2 separate regions of the Homo sapiens genome follow, and region 1 is linked to region 2. A link is an interaction called in ENCODE POLR2A ChIA-PET data of the cell type or tissue named here. Cell type or tissue: MCF 10A. All regions are shown on one strand. Each heading gives the region's core, and the rest is flanking DNA. Links, peaks and the distances in the headings are about the cores only. Region 1 has its middle 13 kb from the start of MIR4713HG. Region 2 overlaps TNFAIP8L3 (TNF alpha induced protein 8 like 3).

Evidence for each region. Peaks named below come from ENCODE experiments on the same cell type or tissue, not always from the same donor. Only the 100,000 strongest peaks of a DNase experiment are listed, where the experiment ranks them.
Region 1: POLR2A ChIA-PET joins it to region 2 with 17 read pairs; 3 of 35 experiments call an interaction of 5 or more read pairs at or near these places.

The regions. Positions count from the first base shown.
Region 1 is chr15:51,023,379-51,026,294 of GRCh38, forward strand. No RefSeq gene overlaps it. Among named protein-coding and RNA genes, the nearest start is that of MIR4713HG, 13 kb to the right of the region's middle. In MCF 10A, for the core only: no CTCF peak of the experiment used is centred there; a DNase peak (open chromatin) is centred at 1,543.
Region 2 is chr15:51,079,653-51,082,568 of GRCh38, forward strand. The region is part of intron 1 of TNFAIP8L3 (TNF alpha induced protein 8 like 3); the gene reads right to left. All of the region lies in intron 1 of MIR4713HG (MIR4713 host gene), which reads left to right. Among named protein-coding and RNA genes, the nearest start is that of TNFAIP8L3, 14 kb to the right of the region's middle. In MCF 10A, for the core only: no CTCF peak of the experiment used is centred there; no DNase peak of the experiment used is centred there.

The sequences.
Region 1 (2,916 bases), core at 285-2,784, 56 kb before region 2:
AGTGTCATTGGTGTCTGTGAGTTCCTTGATGACTTAGGCTGAACTTGTTAGTGGAGGCTGTGGCGAGGCTTCGCTGGGGATGGGGACACCAAGTGAGCCATCTTCAGGCACCAGTGGTGGTGTTGGTGAGACAGGCATACTGGTCTTCATGCCCCTGGGAAGCATATGTGGGTGCTAGTGGAGGTGGAGGCCCTGTATGGGCACATTCTGTAGCCTCCAGATGGCATCCTCATGTGCTGGGAGTAGCAGTGGTGGGCTGGGAGACAGGCCTTTGGCCCTTGGCTGGCATGCATGGCACCACTGGTAGCAGTAGTGGCAGCAGGTTGGCTGTGGGGCCCCTGGGTGGCACATGTGGGTGCCAGTGGCTGCAGCAGAAGGTGTCACAGACCTGTCCTCGGGGCTGTGGTCCACATGAGTGCTGAGCACTGGCAGCAGTGCTGAATTTTTTTTGTAAATGAAGTGATTCTTAAGTTATTTCTTGGTTTAATAATTATTATTACTTGTCTGAATTTCTCTTGTGAGGCTGGCTACAAAACTCATTGAAGTTGTATCCTTTGTGCATAGAATATCAGGAATGGCATGAGCCATCACTTCCCCTTCTGCAGTCATGGTAGGTGTTGCCATCTATTACATCTCTCTTGCTCTGGATTTAAAACTCAGCTTCAGGATCCTTCCTACCATAGTGCTTCAGGCATCCACTACTAGTTTATCTGAGTTGTCACTCAAAATGAAACCTATTTTTTCTGTCTTAAGCAGTACATAAAGCCGGGCACGGTGGCTCATACCTGGAATCCCAGCACTTTGGGAGGCTGAGGCTGATCACCTGAGGTCAGGAGTTTGAGACCAGCCTGGCCAACATGATGAAACCCCGTCTCTACTAAAAATACAAAAGTTAGCCGGGCATGGTAGTGGGTGCCTGTAATACCAGCTATCTGGGAGGCTGAGGCAGGAGAATCACTTGAACCTGGGAGGCAGAGAATGCAGTGAGCTGAGATTGTTCCATTGCACTCCAGTCTGGGCAACAAGAGTGAAACTCTGTCTCAAGAAAAAAAAATAGTACATAGTTGGCTTCTAACGTCAACCTTCCTCACATTAAGGGGTTCCCAACTTGTAGTCTACAAGTACAGTTCAAACACACCTTTCTACATGATTTACTATTATCTATAATGACACTCTACTTCTAATTAAGTCTAAAAGGCCTAAAGAAAAAATAATTTGTCATCACAACAATAAGGAAATATTTATTGAGTGCAACTGGGTCAGAAGCTGTTCTAAACACTGTCATGTGTTTTTTATTAATCTCCTCAAGCCCCTGTAGCACAGTATTATCTTCCTGTTTTACTGATGAAGAAACAGAGGCTCAGAGAGCTTAAATGATTTAATACAGATATCTATCTGTAGAATCAGGATTTGTGCTGGGATCTCATGATCTTCCGTGAATATACTCTTTTTTCTTATTTCATTTTCCCTTTTATTCTTCCACACCTCTTGGCTTTAGTGAGAAGCAGCTGGCACTTTCGGAGCTCTGCCAATAAGAGGGTGTCATAACGTCTGTGAGCAGATTGACAAGTCACAGCCTGTAACAGGGAGGGTTCTTCTTTTTCTACTGGAGAGAAAGACATTTTGCTTTTTCTTTTCTTTGTTACTTCCAGATTTGAAGTGATTCTGACTGCCAAAAGTCCAGCTAGTCTAAAGAAAACTGGGGGATTATAGTAACTTGTTTTATTTTAGATTAATTTGGTAGTTGGGTCAGGAAATTAAATAATGCTGTGATTATTTTATTTTATTGAAGCAGGTAATCATGAAGCCAGAGGAAAACTATTTTCAACAAGTTAATCATTGATGATTCACTGGTATTTTTTGTAGTGTTGTGTTAGAAGAATAATCATCACCAAAAATGAATGAGAAGTAGATAAATCCAGCATACATGGAGACAGACACAAACACGCCCAACCACACCACACCCACATATACACATATATAATTATTTATTGAAATAAACATGTTTGAAACTATGAACTATTATTAATATGTGTGAAATATCTTTTTCAAGTTAAAATTTTCAGCCACATCAACTTGAAATGTCTGAATATAACATTTCTCAGCCAAAGTGCCATGATTGCTCCCAAAAGAGCAGAATGTGGAATAATCAGACCACCAGCTCCTCTTCAGAGTTCTAGGAGCAAGCCTAGGGTGGCAGGAGCCCTGGAGTTCAGAGCCAGCTGTTTGAGGCTGGGTCTGATGCCAATTTTGAGGTTGAAATGCAGCTTTACTGTCTGGTCCAGGGAGCGTGGGTGCCAGTCCCAGAGCCCAAAGGTGGAGGGCAAGCACTAGTTATCATGCCAGCCTTTCTGTAGTTCTTCCGGGATCTAATACTAGAGAACAAAGGAGACACGGCCCCAAGCACTGGGATTACAGGAACAGCATAGAACCTGCAAGTGAGGGTAATCTTCCCTCCCTCCTTCATTTTCTTCCTTTCTTCCTTTCATCATTAATCTTTTTTTTTTTTTTTTTTTGAGACAGACTCTCACTCTGTCACCCAGGCTGGAGTGCAGGGGCGTGATCTCAGCTTACTGCAACCTCTGCCTCCCAGGTTCAAGCAGTTCTCCTGCCCCAGCCTCCCAAGTAGCGGGGATTTATTACAGGCACGAGCCACCACACCCAGCTAATTTTTTGTATTTTAGTAGAGATGGGGTTTCACCATGTTGGCTAGGCTGGTCTTGAACTCCTGACTTCAGGTGGTCCTCCTGCCTCGGCCTCCCAAAGTGTTGGGATTACAGGCATGAGCCACTGCACCTGGTCTGATTTCTTTTTCAGCTGTTCACTGTTGGCATATAGAAATGCTACTAATTTTTGTAACATTGGTTTGAATGGTTTGAATATACCATCCCATTTTCTCCTGGCCTATAAGGTTCT
Region 2 (2,916 bases), core at 89-2,588:
AAATTATTTTCAAAGTAATACAGGGTACAATTATTTAAAAAGTCAAATCAGACTGAGCATGGTGGCTCATGCCTGTAATCTCAGCACTTTGGAGGCCAATGTGGGAGGTTCACTTGAGGCTAGGAGTTCGAGGCTGCAGTGAGCTATGATCATGCCACTGCACTCTGCACTCCAGCCTGGGTGACAGAGCAAGACTTTGTCTCAAAAAAAAAAAAAAAAAAAAAAAAGAAAGAAAGAAAAAAAAGAAAAGTCATTCCACAAGGGAGGCTTATAACATGATGTAGCATCCCCAGCACACCTCTGATGCTAGCTACTTACAGACAAAATAGTTTAAACTATTTTAGCTGTTTCAATGAATAATTACCTCTCTATATTTAAATTACATGCTTACACTGTTAATTCTTGATTTTATTTGCTTTTAACTGTCTACTACAGAAGGTGAAAACTTAGCTTTCTTTCCCATTCATTTCTCCTTCCACCTTCCAATTTGCTTCTCTTTCAACATTTGGTTAAATCAAACTTCAGCGATGACATTACTATGATTTAGCTATCATTCATAGCCAAGTCATGTAGTGTCCTATAACTTCCATGCCTGCATTTCCTTTCTTATTCATCTTGTTTTCCCAGGAGTTAAACACTATTTTTTAATCTCCTGGTTAGTTTTTTATCTGTCTAGTGCAAATTCATTCCTAAAGTTCGTAGCAGAATAGAAAGTTCTTCTCAATAGGTTCAAACACATCAACTAATCAACTGCTTCCACTTTTTTTTTTTCTTGGAGATATCTCTGGCAGCCCTCTGTCCCCCAACTCAAGTCTGGGCATGTTTCTCTTGATGCCTGACACACGTAGTCATCCTGGGTCCTCCCTTCACTCTTTACCCCTTCTCTCCTGTGTCCATCTCCTGTTTCTTGGATCTCACAACTCCTTTTTCTTAATTTGGTCCTCGGTTCAGTGGAGCACTTGGTCTAGCACAGACTTCGGCAAACCGCCTTAAAGAGCCACAGAGTAAAGGAGAAAAAGGCAAAATAGAGGATATTGTATAGGTACTTAAATAACCATGTAAAGTGTAAATAACCATGTAAGGTGTACTTAAAAATGGAAACACAAAAACAGGTGGCAGGCCAGATTTGGCCTGGGGGCCTCAGTTGGCTGCCGCCTGAGTAAGCAGCTATCTCAGGAAGAGGACATGATAAAGTCATTTTTTGGTATCTAACATATCATACAATGACTTTATTCCAACCACACCCTTGATGGATGGTTTGCCTTGGTCTAGAGCTCTATGTTGGAAATCATTTGCCTTGAGAATTCAAAGGCAGGGCATCATTGTTGTCTAAAGTTCAGTGTTGCTATTTAGAAAACTAGTATACATTGGTAAGGGCCTGTTTTTTTTCTCTCTGGAAGCTTTTAAGATTTTTGCTTCGTGACTTAACTCCAGGAATGGCCACAAGACTTGGCTTTTTCACTGCCTTAGTCCCTCTAACACTCAGGAGGGCTTGTGGGGGTGGGTGGGGGCCCAAGGCAGTGGAAACGGAGAGCAGCATCTGGGCCTGAGATGGGCTAGGGAAGGGAAGACATCTCAGGTGAGGCAGAGAGCTGGGACCAGGGAGATGGGGAGGACAGGGTGAAGTCAGGAGGAGATATTAAGCTTCTGGAGTGTGGACAAGATGGGTAGGGCCCATGGGGGGCCCAGCTTTTCTGGAAGTTTTAGATTCTTTGAGCTTAAAAGAGGCTACCCTCCAGGTGGAGGGGCTCAAGAAAGCTGGGGCAGCCATGACGGGACTCAGTGACTCATGAGAGAATGGACTTGTCCTACAGCACTCCTGTCATGTGCCCCATGACTCCCTGAACCACTGACCAGCTGCTCTTGGCCCTCACCTGGCCTTGATTCCACCTGTGTGCTGTCTTAGCACCAACCTCCACCCTCTTCACATGCTGCTCAGACCTCAGCCACTCTCATTGAGTGATGACAATTTGGCAGAGCTACTTTTTACATAGTTTGTTTTTTAACAACAACACAACAGAAAACAAAACAAAACACTAAGAATGGGTGGAAACAGGCCTCCTCATCCATTCCCTGAGTCTCGGCACATCACTGACCTCCCTCCCAGGATGAGGAGAAATCCTGGGTAGAGGTGGTTGGTAGCAGCCCTTGTGCTTACCACGCTTGCTGGTCTTAGGATGAGCTATCCATCATTTTGGGCACAATGCTCCCTTTGTCCAACAATTTGCTCCTGTCTCAATCATTCTCCCTCTCTTATTCCCTGATCTCTCCTTTTAAAATCACAGTGGTCATAGTCACTCACTTGCAAATAATAAGAAAAGATGGCTCCTTCATAAAGGCACTAAATAAGGGAACTTTCCTGCTTTCAACTTGAAAACTAAGAAAGAGTGAATTTTTTTTTTTTTTTTTAATGAGGGGACTTTTCTGGAAGCGTGAAAAAGCATAGTCAACATAGAGTCATGAGTGACTTGATGGGGCTACGTTCTCAGAAATGCATTAGGGGATTTTGCCATTGGGTGAACATCATACGGTGTACTTATACAAACCTAGATGGTCAAGCCCACTACCACCTAGGCTATATGGTACAGCATTTTGCTCCTAGGCTACAAACTTGTACCGTATGTTACTGTACTGAATACTGTAGGCACCTGTAACACAATGGTATTTGTATATCTAAACATGTATAAGGTACAGTAAAAATGCAGTATAAAAGATAAAAAATGGTCTACTTCTCTAAGGCACTTAGCATGAATAGAGCTTGCAGGACTGGAAGTTGTTCCAGGTGAGTCAGTGAATGAGTGGAGAGTGAATGTGGAGGCCCAGGACATAACTGTACACTACTATAGACTTTATCAACACTGTACACCTAGGCTACATTAATCTTATAAAAAACATTTTTCTTTCTTCAGTGATAAA